Linked DNA regions of Homo sapiens: region 1 is linked to region 2. The links are chromatin loops, found by intact Hi-C in ENCODE. Cell type or tissue: K562. All regions are shown on one strand. Each heading gives the region's core, and the rest is flanking DNA. Links, peaks and the distances in the headings are about the cores only. Region 1 has its middle 29 kb from the start of KCNG1. Region 2 has its middle 200 kb from the start of KCNG1.

Region 1 (9,549 bases), core at 854-8,853, 230 kb after region 2:
ACCAAACCTGAATGAAACCAAACCTAAATTTTAAAACACCCAGCCCCCTTACCCTACTTTATCCTTTTCTAAAATCCGTATTATCAACTGACACATTAAATACATATTTGCGGCCAGGCGCAGTGGCTCACGCCTGTAATCCCAGCAGTTTGGGAGGCCGAGGCGGGCAGATCAGTCGAGGCCAGGAGTTCAAGACCAGCCTGGCCAATATGGTGAAACCCATCTCTACTAAAAATACAAAAATTAGCCAGGCATGGTGAGGTGCACCTGTAGTCCCAGCTACTCGGGAGGCGGAGGCAGGAGAATCGCTTGAACCTGGGAGGCAGAGGTTGTAGTGAGCAGAGATTGCACCACTACGCTCCAGCCTGGGCGACAGAGCGAGACTCCATCTCAAAATGTAAATACACAAAATAAATAAATAAATACCTATTTGTTTTTGGTTTCCTCTCCTCAATTGATGATCAGCTCCATGGTCGGCTTATAGTTGGTGCTCAATAAATATTTGCAGGATAAGTGAATCTGTGAATCCCTTACTTCTGTCCAGAGCACTCCAAAATACTTACATGCATCAGCCATATTTGTTCACATATACGGTGGCATGAATTTTATTAAGATCCATGCCTATTTACAGATGCCACAATTATGGCAGGCAAACAACTCCTCCCCCAACAGATCACCTAATGATTTCTGCTGGGAAACAGCCTCCAACGTGTGAGGTTAGTCCTCCATCAACATTCTTGTATTTTGAATCAAATGTATGAAAAGATACAGCGGGACTTGTGTTTGCAATCACAAAACACAGCCTGAAAGATTTCTTATTTCTTTTCAGAAAGGAGTGTGCCTTTCACCCAAATGACCTGTAAAAGTCCAAGCTCAATTTGTTGAAATAAATGTAAAACCACCAACTGGTCTTGTTTAAAAAAAAAAAAAAAAAGCAAAAATGCCAGGACTATCTCCTGGGTCTGTGTTATTTGGTAGCTGTCGTTATTCTACCACATTTGTAATTGAGACTCAACAAAGTAGTAACAAGTCCATTTAACAGGGGGCCAGAATGGCTGCTAAATGTACGGAGGCTGCTTCTCCATCAAGATGATTAAATGGGAAATGCCTCACCTTAGAAGCTCAGGGGTCTTTTGCAATTGCCATAAAAATTACTCAGCAGTGGCACTCAACCACCCTGTCTGGAGACTGTCATGGGGAAGGGAGGGGAGGCAGTGGAAATAAAGCGAGACCTTTGTTCTGTTGCCCTCTGCTATTGAATCTCATCCCATCCAAGCTGCTGGGCTGTGGTTGGCTTTCAACAGAGACTAAATTGGGAGGTTCAGCTGAAAGCAAATCTCTGATTGATAGTCTTCCAGGAAAGACTTCCAGTAGACCTATCAGCCTCCTCCACAAGCCCAAAGCAACAGCTGGTGTTTGCCCAGAATCTCGGGGCAGGGTCTGGGAGAGCGATGAGTGTGTCTCTGCAGGAGGACCTGCCCATCTCTCCTACGCAATTCTCACATACTCACCTGCAGGAACCAGGGAAAGATCTAGAGGGGAAACAAGTAAAACCCCTTATGTCTGCAGAATTGTTATCTGCACTGGGACTTCTGGATACCCTGGTGCTTGGAGGGCAGACTCTGCTGGCTGCCTGCAAGAAACCTGTTCACCCTTCTTCCCCACAAACAGGCCCTTCGTTTGTCCCAGGTTTCAGTGTGCTCAGTCCCAGCGTTTATGCCAACTGAGGTAATCCCATTCCCTTTACCAGTGAGTCATCAGGGATGAGAAGTGACCCAGTCTCGGCTAATAAGACCTTAGAGGAAGCTGGCCTGAGATCACTAGGTGCTGGGGAAACTTTCCCTCTGTAAACAGCAAGCCTTTGCACCCCTTTCTGCCTTGGGTGCTTTTGAGAGAGGACAAGGGTCGAAGAAGCTGTGGGGACCCTGCCCGGTGCACCCAGCAGCCCCCTTCTGTGTTGTCATAACTCCCAGCAGCCTCTTCTCTGACAGGAACCAAAGCATCCAGAGATGCCTGGGATGTCAAGTCCCCACCTCACCAGGGCAGCTCATGGCAATGACTGATGGCCACAGGGGGGCAAGTCTTCAGACCCCGCCTCAAGGTGGAGCTTAGTCTGCAACTCTGATCACACTTGGTGCTCCCTGGGGATGAGGCTCCAGCGAAGCTCCCGCTGAGACCACATCTTTGCTTCACTTCTTCCCCTGCCCCATCCTGCCTCCCTCCTCCTTTACAGGATTCTCCTAAGAGCACTCCCTCAATTCACAGCATTCACTTGAATCCTCACCTAACATGCACATGAAACCCCACCCCACCCAAATCCCCAGCTAGGGGATTTGCAGAGAGTCTGACCCAAGATGACAAGAGCTGTATCTGGATAGTCACACTTGTGACTGGAGACAGCCAGTGGGAGGAAGGAAACCTAACATGCTAAGGGTGGTGGATCTGAGGATGCAAAGAGCCTACTGGGTCCGTGAAGATAGCATTGAGCTGCTGAACTCACCCAGATACTGCCCACCTCCAGACAATGCTTGTCTCTAGGATTTTAGCTACTGCTAATGAGGGAGACCAACTACCTTAGTTTGCCCAGGACTAAGAGAGTTTCCCAGGATGCTTCATCTCACATTTAATATTTCACGTGAAAATTAGAAAAGGCATACAAAAACCAGGATGAGTTGCTCACCCTACTGCTAGTCAGGCATTCTCCGCTTGTAGCCAGAGGCATAGCCAGATGATGTGAGTATGACCCCCATTTTATAGCCGGAGAAAGGCAGACACAAGAAGCCAAGTGAGCTGAGCACCAAGGATTGCAGTGGCTCCCACCCACAATCCCAGCACTTTGGGAGGTGGAGGCAGGCGGATCGCTTGAGGCCTGGAGTTTGAGACCAGCCTGGGCAACATGGCAAAACCCTGTCTCTACAAAAAATATAAAAAGGAGCCAGGTGTGGTGGTGTGCACCTGTAGTCCCAGCTCTTGGGGAGGCTGAGGCGGGAGGATCACCTGAGCCCAGGGAGGTCGAGGCTGCAGTGAGCCTTATTGCACCACTGCACTCTAGCGTGGGCAAGAGTGAGACACTGTCTCAAAAAAAAAAAAAAAAAAAAAAAGAAGCAAAGTGTTGTTATGCAACTACATAGCCAGTTAGAGGCTGGAATTCGTAATCCAATCTTTTGACCAATCCAGGGCTCTTTGTACAACAACACTCATTTCATGAAGGAGGAGCTATTAGGCCCAGGCACAACACTGACTACCAACTTTAGTGGGTGCTGTATTTGCTCTCCCCAGCATCCATTTCCTGAGTATCTGGTGATGGGCACTGTGACGGAAACTCTAGTGGCCCATCCAACCATCCACTTCCCCCTTTCTCCTTAGTAACAGAGCCCCAGTTTTATCCAGGCACACTGCCACTGGTAATAAAGACTGTACTTTCCAGTCTCCTTTACAACAAGGTGTGTACAGATGAATAAGTCCTGGCCAGGAATTTGTAAGCAAAGTCTCGCAGGGAACTTTGAGAAGCCTCCTTAGAGGAGATGGCCCTTTTTTTTCTTCCTGTTACTGGAACATAGATGTGATTGCTGGATCTCCAATAGCCCTCTTGGACCATTCATTAGGTGACCACAAGGATAAAAGACAAGGACTGAGGGTGGGAGAACAGAAAGATGGGAGCCTGGGTCCTTGAGGACACTTTAGAGCTACCAGTCTTAGACTCCTTCCTCAAAATGGGTGTGGGGATTTTTATAGGCCCAAACAGCAAAGACTCTCTCTCTCTTCCTCTGGGAATACAGAGTCAAGGAATAGAGAGAAAAAAACTAGGTTCTAATGACAACGATAAGTCCCTAGATCCAGCAGTTCCTGAAGACATCCCTTTTCTTGAACTGTTTAGTCATGTTATCTGATAAATTCTCTTTTTACTTAAATTAGTGGGGTTGGGTTTCTGTAATTTTTACTGGCTGATACATACCCAAATCCAAATTAGAAGTCCAGGCAGCGTCCTGTGAACTTCAGCATTTTGCCTTCTGGCCTATCGACACCCTTTACAATAACAGTGTCTTAAACCTGGACTTAGCAGTCTCATCGGCCAAGCACATGGGTCTTTAGGCAGAGACAATCCACAAAATTTTCTTAATTTCGTGGTTTGCTTTCAAGACAGAATAAATTGAGAGATCCAGCAGTCACATCCGTGTTCCAGTAACAGGAAGAACAGAGAAGGGCCCTCTCTCCCACTTGAAGGAGCCACACTGAACAGCCACATACTATTATGTGAGTGGGACAAGCTAGAGCAGCAGAAAGTACGACAAGTGCTGGGACAAACAGAAGGAACGTGGGCTTTGGAGCCAGAGAACTTCAAATTTGATTCCTTGACAAGCCACTGCCTTGCGGTGTGACCCTGGGCAAGTTATTGAACCTCCCTGAACTTCTAGTTCATCCTCTTTAAAAAGGGAACAATAACATCCTCCCTGTTGGAGTGATGTGAAGATTACATGAAACAAAGCAGTACAGAAAGCACCAAGTATCTGGGCCATAGTAAGTGCTCAATAAATAGTAACTATTGTTAATAACGTCACACAAGAACTCAACAGCAACAATGAAAAGGGTCTGTTCAATTAATAGCATACGTAAGATAATGGAATATGCTTTAGCCTTATTTTGTATAACATTTCAAGGGACTTTCACACATTCCTCATTTGCCTGCAAGGCGCGGCTAATTACAAATGCATTCTCACACTTCGCTACAACAGACTTGGCAGCACCACAATTCGGAGATCTTTTCATTAGCAGTTAGGTAATGAATGTGGGGGAACTGCACTGTTGTACAATTACTCGGCATACAGATTGCATCCCTGCTTTCTCCCACCGTGGCTGCCAGAATCCCTGAGCCAGGTGGACGAGTGGCTTCCACTCTGCTGCCAGCCAGCACTGAGTGGTATGATGCACTGGAGCCCGTGCCTGGATCCTGCTTCTACCACACACTAGCTGGGTGGCCTTGAGCTAGTTACTTAACTTCTCTGAGCATTGTTTTTCTCATCTGGAAAATGGAGATGATCACTTTCCTCTGAGGGCTGCGTGAGGATGGAGAGAGAAGTAAATGAGATATGCAGCAAGGTGCCTGGCAAAGAGGATAAATACAGCAATGGTTTTTGTTTTGTTTTGTTTCTTTCCTAAAGCCATTATATTCAGCAGAACTATGTTTCCACATAGCAGAAAATCCAACTGGCTTCTGTACCAAAAAAACACTGGTGAGGGGGGTGGTTGGAGAGAGGTTATCTACAGGTTCACATAGCTGAAAAGCCCAAAGGTCCTGCCAGCTTCAGGGGCAGCTACACTGTGTCATGAGAAGTCAGTTTCTCTCCATCTCACAACTTCTGCCATGTTGGCTCCACCCTTGAGTTCCCTGTGGCGATTCTTGGCAGTTCAAGACTCTCCCCTCATGCTGACAACAGGGCTGCAGCAACCCAGCCTCTCATCTTCTCAAGTTCAAGTTCAATGGGAAAGCACAAGGTATCATTTGGGTAGCTCCTACCTAAGTCCTGGGACTCACTGTGATTGGAGCAGTTTAGACCGTGTGCCCATCCCTGAGCCAATCAGTGAGGCTATGAGAAGGCAGTGCTCTGATTGGCCAGGCCTTGGCCTATTGTCTGAAAGCGGATGAGGGATGAAAACAGTAGAGACCTAGGGGGTGTTCCTCTAGCGCCCTCTACTGAGAAAACTTAACACTGCACTCACTGTAAAGGAATGACGCTTAAAAGGAACTCCGCCCATTACGCAAAGCAGATATTGAAGGGTGACTTTGGAGCTGAGAGGCAATAAATTGATAGCTGACACACACCGTCAAGCCTGGCACTGTTGAGGCATCTGCCTGGTCAGGAGCTGCAGTCAGAGAGAAACTCACAGCTGCAGCCCAGAGCAGGGAGAGAACAGGGAGTAAATTTCCCAGCACCCATCTGCTGCTGGTATCTCCCGTTGCAAACTGAACCAGAAGGCCAAAGGCAGGGCCGAAGCCGGAAGGCAGGGCCCTTGAGTGATGCAATCCCTAAAGTCGGTCTCTCAGGGTAGAGAATGGGTCGGGGGAACAAACAGGTAATATCCAGCTCTGTAGGTACAATCATTATTCCTATTTCACAGAGGCGGCCCAGATAGGATGAGAAACTTGCCAAAGCCACAGCTGACCCAGTTCCACCATGGCTGAGCCGCCCAGTCCTGGAGCCATCCTTCCCAAGCAGCAGTGGGAGGGAGCAGGCCTGGAGGCAGTGCTCCTGCTCTCCAAAAGAACATTCCTAGAAGCTCAAATGCCAACATTGTCCCTTCCGGCAATTTCGACAAACCTGCCTCTACTTGCTCAGGAGAGAATGGGGTGGGGAGAAGTGAAGTGAGTTTTTATTTCAATCTCTTTCCAGCTGGTTGCACAGCAAGAGTTTTCCTCTTCCCTGGGACTGTCTTTCATTTGCACATTGACCAGGTTGCTGCGAGGTGAAAAGAAAGTGAGATAAAAGGAGAAGCAAAAAATGCAAAATGCAAACACATGGTACCCAAGCAGGAGGGACCAAGCAATTGAAAAACAAACTAAATAGCACCTGTGATGGGTGCTGTCTGCATGTGGTGTGTGTGGATTTTTCTTTTAATTTTTTTAAATAACTAGTGTGAGAGAATGTGTGTGGATTTTAAACAAAAATACATTCAGCAGCTGATTTTCACTGCAAGCCTGAGTCCTGGACAGTTCAGTGGAGGGAAAGCTGGCTTGTATTTGCCTTAGGAAATACAGATGTGCTTTTGGGGTGGTCACAACTTCTCTCTCCTAGTTATGGCCGGAAGTAGCTGGTTTGCAATGAGCCTGAGGGTGCTGTCAACTCTTGCTACTCAAATTGTGACCATGGACCAGCGACACCTATGCTACCTGGAAGCTTATTAAAAATGCAGATTCGGCTGAACACAGTGGCTCACGCCTGTAATCTCAGCACTTTGGGAGACCAAGGTAGGAGGATGACTTGAGGCCAGGAGTTCGAGACCAGCCTGGGCAACAGAGTGAAACCCCGTCTCTAAAATAATAATAATTAATTAATTAATTTAGTTTAAAGACAGAAATGTGGCCGGGCATGGTGGCTCACACCTGTAATCCCAGCACTTTGGGAGGCCGAGGGGGGCGGATCACAAGGTCAGGAGATCTAGACCACCCTGGTTAACACGGTGAAACCCCGTCTCTACTAAAAAAAATAAAAATACAAAAAATTAGCCCGGCGTGGCAGCGTGCGCCTGTAGTCCCAGCTACTCCGGAGGCTGAGGCAGGAGGATGCCATGAACCCGAGAGGCGGAGCTTGCAGTGAGCTGAGATCGCGCTGCTGCACTCCAGCCTAGGCGACAGAGTGAGACTCTGTCTCAAAAAAAAAAAAAAAAAACACAGAAATGCAGACTCTTAGTCCCCACCCCAGACCTGAGGGATGAGAGTCTGCATTTCCATAAGAATCCAGGTGATTGGTGCACACAGCGACATTTGAAAAGCTAGTATAAATCCACACTGGTGGGACCAGGAGCTGGCTGAGAGTAAGGTAAGGGAAGCTGAGTTTTTACTAGGATGACCAACCATTCTGGTTTTCCCAGGACATTCTTAGTTTTAGCACTCAACATCCTGTGCAAACCAGGATGATTGGTCATCCCTGCTACTGACCCAACCACCTCTGCCAGCTTCTGGGGCCCTGGTGCCTAAAATTCCCAGTGAGAAGACCCTGGCTCCCCGACTGACTAAGGCCTAACAGTCGGCTGGGTGTGGTGGCTCACACCTGTAATCCCAACACTTTGGGAGGCTGAGGTGGGAGGATTGCTTTGTTAGGAAAGTAAGAGCATAACAGGGCCAGAGTAACACCATTTTAAGTTCCGCTCCATTTGAGACTAGCAAAGCACATTCCTTGCTGGTCACCACCCATAGTCATGGGATGTTTATAGTAGAGGGAACAACTAAAGCTGCCTGCAAGGACATGCCCCTATAACAACAGAGAATCCAAATGTCCCAATACCCATAACAATATATGTTTTCTAAATAATAATAGTTATGCTTTGATGTACCCACCCAAAAATGTCAAGGATAGTTTCCTTTAACTCAATAGAATAATAAATTTTGTCATGCTGTCTGCTCACCCGCATGCAGGCATAGCTTAGTTTAGTCTTTGCATAAACAAGACCTCTATATAAGCAAAGCTTAGGCTGGGCATGGTGGCTCATGCCTGTAATCCTAGCACTCTGGGAGGCTGAGGCAGGACGATCACCTGAGGTCAGGAGTTCGAGACCAACATGGTGAAACCCCGTCTCTACTAAAAATACAAAAATTAGCCAGACGTGGTGGCATGCACCTGTAATCCCAGCACTTTGGGAGGCCTAGGCGGGTGGATCACGAGGTCAGGAGATCGAGACCATCCTGGCTAACACGGTGAAACCCTGTCTCTACTAAAAATACAAAAATTAGCCGGGCGTGGTGGCACACACCTCTAATCTCAGCTACTTGGGAGGCTGAGGCAGGAGAATGGCGTGAACCTCGGAGGTGGAACTTGCAGTGAGCTGAGATCGCGCCACTGCACTCCAGCCTGGGTGATAGAGTGAGACTCCGTCACAAAAAAAAAAAAAAAAAAAAGAGAGAGAGAGAGCAAAAAAGAAAGAAAGAAGAAAGAAAGAAAGAAAGAAAAAGAAAGAAAGAAAGAAAAAGAAAGAAAGAAAGAAGAAAGAAAGGAAGAAAGAAAAAAGGAAGGAAGGAAGGAGAGAGAAAGAAAGAAAGAAAGAAAGAAAGAAAGAAAGAAAGAAAGAAAGAAAGAAAGAAAGAAAGAAAGAAAGAAAAGCAAAGATGATGCATTCCTCTGCTTGCTTTCTGAGGACACCCTACTCTGTAACAGAGTAGCTTTCAGTAAACTCTTCCTCTCACTGCACTCTCCGACTCCCCTTGAATTCCTTCCTGTGCAAGATCCAAGAACTCTTCATTGGGGTCTGGATCAAGACTTCTTTGTCCAGTAACAGCTTGAGCCCAGGAGTTTGAGACCATCCTGGGCAACATAATGAAAACTCCTCTCTACAAATAATAAAAACAATTAGTCGGGCGTGGTGACATCTGTGGTCCCAGCTACTCAAGAGGCTGAAGTAGGAGGATGGCTTGATCTCAGGAGGTCGAGGTTGCAGTGAGCCATGGTCACACCCCTGCACTGCAGGCTGACCCTGTCTCAAAAAAATAAAAATAAAAAACATAAAGTCTAAGAGGTGTAGGGAGGCCTTGAGTTCTCTGTGGCTTGGTCCCAGCTCCCCTCCCCAGCCTCCTCCTTCTCTGCCTCTCCCTTCTCTCTTGGAAGCTCCGGGCACACAGTGGGTTTGCAATCAGCACATGAGCATGCTGAGGCAGGGAGGCCCGATCCGGAGAAGCTGCTGCTGATGGTATCGTGGTTCATGTCTAAACCTTCCAGGGTCTCTTGCTGACAGACTTGTGCACATCCTGAGGTTCCTCTGGAATGCTCTTCCCTGCCTCCTCCTGACTCCCTACTGTGCTGGCAACCCCACTCTGCACAACCGCCACTCTCCTGATGCCCA
Region 2 (9,549 bases), core at 1,112-9,111:
GCGTTTTGTCCAATTCCATGTTCAAAACACCAAGAACCTGGACACCCTCCACTGGTAACAATTTGATGAATGAATGGGTCATGTGGCCTGATGAGAGGGACAGATCAGTCACACAAATAAATAATCATACCCAGCCTCAGTAGGGCCATGGTACAACCACAGGACAGAATATATGCTGGGGTGGAGGTGGTGTCAGGAAGGCTGTCTTGACTAGGAGAGCTTAATTCTGAAAGGCAGATGGGGTGGGGTATCAGTGCTGGAAACAATAGCCAGGGACAGTGTGGGGGAAGGCACAGTGGGGAGAACATGGGAAAGAACTGGAAACTGCCAGGCCAGGCGTGGTGGCTCATGCCTGTAATCTCATCATTTTGGGAGGCCAAGGTGGGCAGATCACCTGAGGTCAGGAGTTCGAGACCAGCCTGGCCAACTTGGTGAAACCCCATCTCTACTAAAAATACAAAATTAGCTGGGCATGGTGGTACGCGCCTGTAATCCCAGCTACTCAGGAGGCTGTGACAGGAGAATGGCTTGAACCCAGGGGCAGAGGTTACAGTGAGCTGAGGTCATGCCACTGCACTGCAGCCTGGGTGACAAGGAAACTCCGTCTCAAAAAAAAAAAAAAAAAAAAAAAAAGAAAAGAAAAGAAAAAAAAGAACTGGAAACTGCCAGAAATCCATCCATTTTGGCTGACACATAAAAGTGACAAGGGAATGGGACAAAATGAGACCAGGGAGATTTAGGCCTAAAATACTGGATTCATCTCTTAAGGCCATCACAGCAAACTTGCAGGGATTTAAAATATCAGAAATTTAATTTACTCTCTCACAGCTCTGAAGGCTAGACATCTGCAATCAAGGTGAGGTGCCAGCAGGGCCACACTCCCTCCAAAGACTCCAGGGAGAATCCTGCCTTGCCCCTTCCAGCTCCTGGTGGCTTTCAGCAGTCCTTGGCTTGTGGCAGCCTCTCTCCAGGCTCTGCCTCCATCTTCACACAGCTTCTGCCCTGTGTTTCTCTCTCTGTGTCCTCTTGTCTTCTTATTAAGGATGCCAGTCATTAGATTTAGGGCCCACTCTAACTCCAGGAAGTATTAGTGTGTTTTCACACTGCTGATAAAGACATACCCAAGACTGGGTAATTTATAAAGAATAAGAGGTTTAATGGACTTGCAGTTCCACGTGGCTGGGGAGGCCTCACAATTGTGGTGAAAGGCATGTCTTACATGGTGGCAGGCAAGATAGAGCTTGTGCAGGGGAACTCCCCTTTATAAAACCATCAGATCTCGTGAGACTTACCCTCACGAGAACAGCATGGGAAAGACCCACCCCCATGATTTAATTACCTCCTACCAGTCCCTCCTACAACATGTGGGAATTATGGGAGCTATAATTTGAGACTTAGGCGGGTACATGGCCAAACCATATCAGACATTATCTCAGTCCTTACCATAATTACCTCTGCAAAGACCCTATTTCTATAAAGGTCACATTCACAGAGGCCTGGGGTTAGGACTTGGACCCATCTTTCAGAGGGACAGTATTCGACCCACTACCAATATTTTCCCACAGCGTTTCCAAAACTAACCTGTTTTGGAGGCTGAGGACCCTGGGAAGTCCTCTGTTGGCAACATGCTTGAGCAAACAAATGATAACAACAAAGGGCTTGTCCAGGCTCTAGAAACATCACCTGATTATTAAACAGGCTCCATCCTGTGGCTGGGTGCCATGTAGAAGACCACTAGGCCAACAGGAATGTCACTCAGACAAGGCCTCCAAACCCATATGTTGCCCCTCACCACTTTTCTTAGTTGTGCTTCCATTGATGAACACTACAGCTAAAATCAGGATCCCAAAATAAAAACCCCAAAAGGATCTAGAATATTTAGGAAAATCATCTTTGAGTTAGAAAACATCCTCCGTGTTTGGTCTCGATCTGTCTTTTGTTAGGTCCGTCCTCCTTGCCACTTAACACTTTCCTTTGCACCTCTTCCTGACACCAACAGACACCATGCAAGCCCCCAGTGAGGGGGCCTTCCTCAGTCAGCCTGGGGGAAGCATGAATTAGCTGAGAAGAGGACTAGCCTCTTCTGAATGGCATGCTAAATCACTCCTCATCTTTTTCCAGTCTATGCTACATTTAGACTGACTTTTCTTTCTGTCTTCTAAAGGGCCATGCATTATGGATGAGAACTATTTCTTATTCAGCAGCCGAGAATCACTCTTCTATCAAAAACATCTCTTTCACTGCATTCTCAGATATCAAAGCCCCTCTCTGAACTCAGCGTTTCCTGGCCTGGTTCCCTGAAGGGGTCTGTTGGACAATGCTCTTGAGTGACAAATGTTTGAAATGTAAAATGCACAGGCGAACACACTCCCGCTGTGAATCCACACCGCATTCTTGCTGAAGATGGTGAACTCCACGCATCATGGGACCCCTGGAGTTATGGTCATTCTCACCTGAGAGAAGGGGGTCATTTCAAACCTTAGAACAAGTCATTTCTGTCCCGGGTGGATTGGAATGTATTGAAATTTCTGCTCCTGACTCTGCTTGGCATGTTCGTTCATACACTTGCCCCCTCCTCTTTCTTTCTTCTCCTAACCCTGCTTTAAAATAAGGGGGAATGAAACAAAAGAGAACCACCGCTGGAAAGAAATGGTCCCAAGATAGCAACAGTAATTACCTAGGGTAATTTTCTTCTTCTATTTCTAAATTTCTATGATTAACATATATTAGCTAGTTTTACTAGTGAGCTACTTTTTTTAAAACCTCCTTTAAAACTCTACTCATGGAGACATGGAGACGGGGAAGCATGCACAAATTGTTAATTACTGCATTGTGAGTTTTTCCTCGTTACGATGAAAAAATCACAATACTAATACTGATCATTAATACTTACTGAGCACTATGTCCCAGACACTGCTTTATATCCCTTGAATGTATTATCTCTGTGAATTCCCTATAAGATAGGTGCTACGACAATCCCCACTTTACAGATGAGAGAACTGGGGCACAGAGAGATTGAAGGACTTTTTCAAGATCACCCAGCTGCACCTGCTGGAGCTGGGATTTGAAACCAAAGGCTCTTAGTCGACATCCCTGGCAATAGCCAGCACCAACCTGTCTGCCAGATTTTGACAGCAGACACTCCCTTCCCCAGAAAAGCCTCCCTGGCTGATGCTGTGAGGACAGAGATGAGCCTTCCCCCACGGAACCTGGCCCAAATAGCCTATTTGTAAGCCAAGTAAATGATGGTTGCTATTTAAGCCCCTAAATTTTGGAGTGGTTTGTTAATGGGCCATGGATCATGGGAGCAATGGCTAGACTCAGGCAGCCCAGGAAATCTTCCCGGGCCTCCTGAGGGCAGGGGAGGTTCTCTGCCCTGGGCAAGGGTGCTCTCTCAGCACAGGGGCCAAGCAGTCTCTTGCTGCAAGCGACCAGGGCAGCAAAGATTGCTGATCTCATTCACAGCAGGACAGTGTGGGGAGGCAGGATTCATGACAGGCGTGTCCACAATCCAGCTGGGAGGGTGGAGAAACAGGTTGTCCCGCGCGGGTTGGAAGTCACATCCTCGCTGCAAGGCACTTCCTAGCTGAAGCAATCATTGCCGGGATTGCCTCAGCTATTGTTTCTTTTCCCTTTCTCCATCTGGTTAACTCTCTTTAAGTAGGCATTAGTAGTGTCCTCCCCTCCTCCCCCTGGCTCTCTCTCTCTCTCTCCCGTCCTCTCCAAATTGGAACCAGCAGCAAATCCTATCAGCACTCCCTTCAAAATGTATTCACCACCTTCCTCCCTGGTCCCAACCACCGTCCTGTCTCACCCGGATTGTTGCGGTCACCTCCTCACGGGTCTCTCTGCTCCTGCCTTGCAGTTTATCCTCCACAAGCAGCCAGGGACATCCTATCGGAACGCAGGTCAGATTATATCAGAGCCCCACAGTGGCTCTCTCTCACTCAATGTCCTTCTGGTGCCCCAAGACCCTGTGAGACCCAGCCGCCTTTTCCCCTCCCACCCCTTGCTCCCTCTGCTCCCGCCACCCAGGCGTCCTCGCTGTTTCTTGCACGTTCAGGTGCCCTCCACTGCAGGACCCTTGCACTTGCTACCTCCCTTTTCTGAAATGAGCTTCCCCTAAATATCTCACAGCTCTTCTCCTTTCTTCACATTGTTACTTCAGCCAACTTCTCAGTAAGTTTGTCCTTCCCACCCACTCCAAAACTTCACCTCACCTCAACACTTCATGTTCTACTTATGTTTTCTCCCTAGCATCATTTGACACTCTATAGATTTTGCTTATCTTCTTTAAATAAAGAGTAAATACTTCTTTTTGCTTATCTTCTTTAAATAAAGAGTAAATACTGTCTCCCCCACTAATAAATCATGCCCATGAGGGCAGTGATTTTTATCTGTTTTGTTCACTGCTGCATCCCTAGCACCTGGGACAGAGCCCGGCACTTAATAAGTGCTCAATAAATATTTGTTGCACACATGATTGGAGTCCTTCAAGACTTAGCCTAGGCCTCCATTGCTCTAGAAAGCCCTTCTTATGAATACGCACCCCTGCTTCCATCCTGGGGTGCGCATTCATCAGAATTAAAGTCATCGTCACCCTCATCATTGTCCCTGGCACTTACTGTGACCTCAGGCCATGCCTTGTGTTAAGCTCCTTATGTTCAAATTGCCAGATTAAATACAGGGTACCCAGTTAAATTTGAATTTCATACGATAATTCATAATTTTTTTTAGAGTAAGTATGTCCCATGCAATATTTGGTACACACACTTTAAAAAATCGTTGTTTATCAGACACCTTAAACCCAGGTGTCCTGTATTTTGATTTGCCGAATCTGGCAACCTTACTTATTGTAGACATTATCTTGTTTGGGCATCATGAGGTATGGATTATGATTGCCATTTTATAGTCTAGGGCAGGCGGTGTCGTGGGGCAGCGGGGCTGGTGGTGGGAGAGAGAAACTGGGAGAGCTTTGTAACGCAGCCAGAGAGTGTTCCGTAAAACCTGGGAACACAAAAACAAAAAGTCGGAACTGTCTGCAATTTCAAATGAAGCAATAAAAAAGAAGTAACAAGAGCGTCTTAAATCCAAGGAAGGAGAAATGAGCCTCCGCTCCTGAAAAATAGATGAAATAGAGACTTCGGGAAAAACGGATCTTCTCTTGTTGAAGATGAAATGCACCTTCCACAAGAACTACCTAGGCTTTGGGTGGGGGTTGGGGGAGGTGGGTCCATGCCACCAAGAGGACCCCAAGGAGAACAGCGTAATGGGCTTTCAGAGCCCCAGGCAGGCCCCCAGTGCGGCAGCGTGCTTCACCTTCCGGAGAGGCTGCCGTGCACGGGCTCAGGCGCGCCACCTGCAGGACGGATGGAGCATGGCGCTCCTGGGTTGTCAGTCACACCCTCGCTAAACCTTGCACCCTCCTGCTAACCAGCAATGACAATCCATACTCTTTAATTAAATGCAAAAAGTCCCCCCACAGCCCGAGCACCCTTCCTGCGCCGGAAGTTCCCTAAGATGTAAGTTTCCTCTTTTTCAGCAGTTTTCACACCACCTGGAATATGCGTTGTATTTCCCTATTTGATTAACGTCTCTCGGTCCCCTCACCTCCCATAGGACACTCCACAGTGGCAGGGATTTTTGTAAGTCCTGTTCATTGTCACATCCCCAGTATCTAAAACAGTTTCTAGCATGTGAAAAACACCCCATGAATATATGTTGAACGAATGAATGAGTACAGCTTCCTGCCATGTCCTTAAAGGAAAGAGGCAAGCCCTCTTTTTTTTTTCTCCCCTTTCCCCATCCCACTGGCTGGAGTTTCTGACTTGGCAATGGTGTCTGGGTCCATACAGATAAGGGCAACCCCTAGGAATGGTGGAGCAATGGACTAGCAAGTGCCTGCTTCCTTGGCACTAGGGACTCCAGACCAGCCCTGGACTACTTACTCCTGTGATTTGAGAGAAAATGAGTGTACCTAGCTCAAGCCATTGCTGTTTGGAGCATCTGACCTTAAAAAAGTTATTGCAACATCCCGCAAGAGGTGCCATGTTGTATACACCCAGAAGAGTGAGTGCTGGATTCTGCATGGGGTGGGCATCAGAGAAAGACCCCAGACAATGTGATGACTGGATCTTGATAAATGGGCAAAGGAGGTGATGGCATCCCCAGCAGAGGACACAAACCATGCAAAGGTCTCAAAGCATGTGAGGCCACCTTCTGTGCAGGGACTAGCAAGCCAAACTATGGATTGCTGGGGCAGGGTAGATAGGTGAGATACACAGCTGGCTGCAGGCAGGGTCTCATTTGAAGCCTTGAGCAGGCTCAGCTTCAGGCAGTGTGATTTCTGGCTCCAGATGTGCTGGCCTGGGTGAAAGTTCTGTGGGCTCCCTCTTGCATGGAAACTGATAAGCCCTGAGATTCGGGTTTGAGGAGAAGGTGGCCCTTTGGGTATCTGGTCCCTTGCATCTCACCTGGCAACTGAGTTACCAGAGAGGAACTGGAAACCAAAGCCACCTGATCCCTCCACTAGCAGGGCTTTGTTCCCTGCCTCTCTCAAAGAGGTCACATACCTGGAGAGGACCTGGGGACTCAGAAGTAACCTGGCCATCCCACCACCAGCAGTCATTTCTGTCTCCCTCTCATTTCCAAATCCACCTTTGTCAGTCTCCAACCTCACACTGCCTTCTGGCTGTGTAAGGGGCATGCAGATTCTCAGCTAACCACATGACCTGACTTTTTGTTCAGGAAATACAATTATTCTACCTATAATCTCCAGAAAGAAATTTTAATGTTCTTATAATGGTTTGAGTCCAAAGAGCTCAGGAAGAACTTATACTTAGCCCGCTAAAAACAAGTGACCAAAATGGCCTGGGAGATGTCACATGATAGCCCTACCCAAGAGCATCTTTTGTTCTTTAAAATGTGCTTTTCAGTGTACATTCTGGGGGAGAATTGGCCTGGTTCCTGAAATCCTGCTCTAATTATATATAATTTTTATAAATATAGTAATTACAACTCACTATGCCTTGCAGTTTAAATTGAATTGGATTTTTATGGAAGCAGGAGAATTAGGAGGAAAGCATTCTAGCATCTTTGAATTTATTGACCTCACTCCTCATAAGGAAACTGGCTGTTAGCATCTCAAAGACATATCCAGAAACCACTGCCCCTTTGGTGGCCACTTGGGAGTAGAAAAGAAAAGTTCTGCCAACCTCAGAAATCCAAACTTAGAGAACAGACATTATAGTGTGGTGGCTGGCCTATAGTTCATTTCCTACCTGTCAATGGATTTTGTTTGTTCAACATTTTAAAGTTAGAAAATTTCACATAAAAATCTGAATTTTTAGCCTCTATTGACATCTCAAAGTCCATGTTATGCTGAGCCTGTGTTCCCATCTAATATGAGTAGTTCTTTATACCAGTGTGAGAATAGACTAATAACAGTGTGAGAAGGGATTAATACAGAAGATTGGTACCAGGAGTGGCGTAGTCATCAGATTTCATCTTGATAGTCCAGGTCAATTACCCCAGCCAACACTGTAAGTCCCCTCTTAGCCTGTTGACTTAGAGGCAGGAAGAGCCCAAAGTGGCTAGGCAGCAATCTTAACTTCCAGTTTAATGGAATCATTGTTGTGTCTCCTGGTGGCAGCATTCCTCCCTCTGGAACTAAGACCTCTAGGCCAGCAGAACATAATGTCGTGGTAACAAGCAGCAAAAATTTTGCTAGTGGGTTCCTTGGGGTGATGGTGAGTGGGGCCACTTCCATTTCTACCCCTTGATTCCTGGACCCATGAATCCTGGCTATGGGAGAAAAGTACCATATAAGATGCTGAATGTTAACAGCCAAGACAATAGGGGAAATGCCTCCAGGGCATGTCAGAGACCTTTGAGGCAGCCCCTCCCATCACAGGCTTGGAGGCCTGGGGGAAGACATGGTTTCCTGGGGCAGGACCAGGGCCCTGCTACTGTGGGTAGCCTCAGGACATGGTATCCTGCATCATGGCCACTTCAGCTCCAGCCATGGCTAAAAGGAGCCAAGGTACAGCTCAGGCTGCTGCTCCAGAGGCTACAAGCCCTAAGCCTTTGCAACTTCCATGTGGTGTTAAGCCTGTGAGTGTGCAGAGGGCAAGAGTTGAGGCTTGGGAGCCTCCACCTAGATTTCAGAGGATGTATGGAAATGCCTAGATGTCCAGGCAGAAGTCTGCTGCAGGGGTGTAGCCCTCATGAGAACTTCTACTAGGGCAATGAGGAAGGGAAATGTGGGGTTGGAGTCCTCACACAGAGTCCCCACTGAGGAACTGCCTAGTGGAGCTGTGAGAAGATGCAAGACATGTAGTCAAAGTCCTTTCCACCTTGCCTCGTCTCAGATGAGACGCTGGACTTGGACTTTTGAGTTAATGCCGAAATGAGTTAAGTCTTTGGGGAACTTTTGGGAAGGCATACTTGTGCTTTGAAATGTGAGAAGGACATGAGATATGGGAGGAGCCAGGGGTGGAATGATATGGTTTGACTCTCTGTCCCCACCCACATCTCATGTTGAATTGTAATCCCGCGTATTGGAGGTAGGGTCTGGTAGAGGACTGGATCATGGAGGTGGTTTCTAATAGTTTAGCCCTATCTCCTAGTACTGTCTCAGGATACAGTTTTCACAAGACCTGGCTATTTAAAAGTGTATAGCACTTCCCCTTTCACTCTCTCTTCCTCCTGCTCCTGCCAAGGAGATGTGCCTGCTTCCCCTTCACCTTCTGCCCTGATTGTAAGTTTCCTGTGGTCTCTCAGTCATGCTTTCTGTGCAGCCTGTGAAACTGCAAGTCAATTAAACGTCTTTTATTTATAAATTACCCAGTTTTAGGGAGTTCTTTATAGCAGTGTGAGAATGGACTAATATACCATCTGACAAGAATGGGCTGAAATCAAGGGATAGCTGTACCTTTCAGACAAGGTATTTTGGTTTCTGCTTTGCCACCCCTCTTGCTACTCCTTATTGCCTCTCTAGCTCTGCCCATTGTCAATACTCTTCGTATTCTTAAGGTAGAGAGGTCATTCTCTGCATCCATGTCTTCATCAGAAGTGGGAAAATGTAAGATTGTGGGCCAAATATTTCCAGAAAATGGGGTACATTTTATAAGTCTCGTGATTGTGATAAACATGCCTGTATTTTTATGAACTCAAAATATCTCTGCATCAATCTGATCCAGCATCTTTACTTGTGTATCATGCTTTGCTTGGTCCTAGTAGGCATGAGAATGTGTTATGCCTTCTTCTGTAGATTACATTATGGTTCTCAGTTCATCACCATTCCCTCTGTCCATGTGACTTTGCTGTCCCTCCACTTGAAGAGGAGGGTATTTTCCCACCCTTTGACCTTGGGCTTAGCCATGTGCCCTGCTTCAGCCAGTAGGACTTGGGCAGATGGAACACAGGCAGAGGCCAGAGCAGTTAGCCTTCTGTTTCTGGATTTTTGCCATTGCTGTGACATATAAACTTCCAAGTAGCTGCTGGTTCAAAAAGAAAGCAGCTTGGAGCCAAGGCCAAAAGAACATAGCC

The links. A loop is a pair of places that touch in the nucleus more often than their neighbours do. Peaks named below come from ENCODE experiments on the same cell type or tissue, not always from the same donor. Only the 100,000 strongest peaks of a DNase experiment are listed, where the experiment ranks them.
Region 1: a loop joins it to region 2, with 3 times the contacts of the local background. A loop is called at or near these places in 5 of 110 quality-filtered maps.

What each region holds. Positions count from the first base shown.
Region 1 is chr20:50,989,322-50,998,870 of GRCh38, reverse strand. No RefSeq gene overlaps it. Among named protein-coding and RNA genes, the nearest start is that of KCNG1, 29 kb to the left of the region's middle. RefSeq lists enhancers at 5,465-5,759, 8,266-9,228. In K562, for the core only: a CTCF peak has its summit at 5,694 (motif pointing left); a DNase peak (open chromatin) is centred at 5,610; H3K27me3 peaks cover 2,192 bases.
Region 2 is chr20:51,216,203-51,225,751 of GRCh38, reverse strand. No RefSeq gene overlaps it. Among named protein-coding and RNA genes, the nearest start is that of KCNG1, 200 kb to the right of the region's middle. RefSeq lists enhancers at 2,776-3,449, 3,450-4,124 and silencers at 5,274-5,323, 5,384-5,443. In K562, for the core only: a CTCF peak has its summit at 5,367 (motif pointing left); a DNase peak (open chromatin) is centred at 5,371; H3K27me3 peaks cover 912 bases.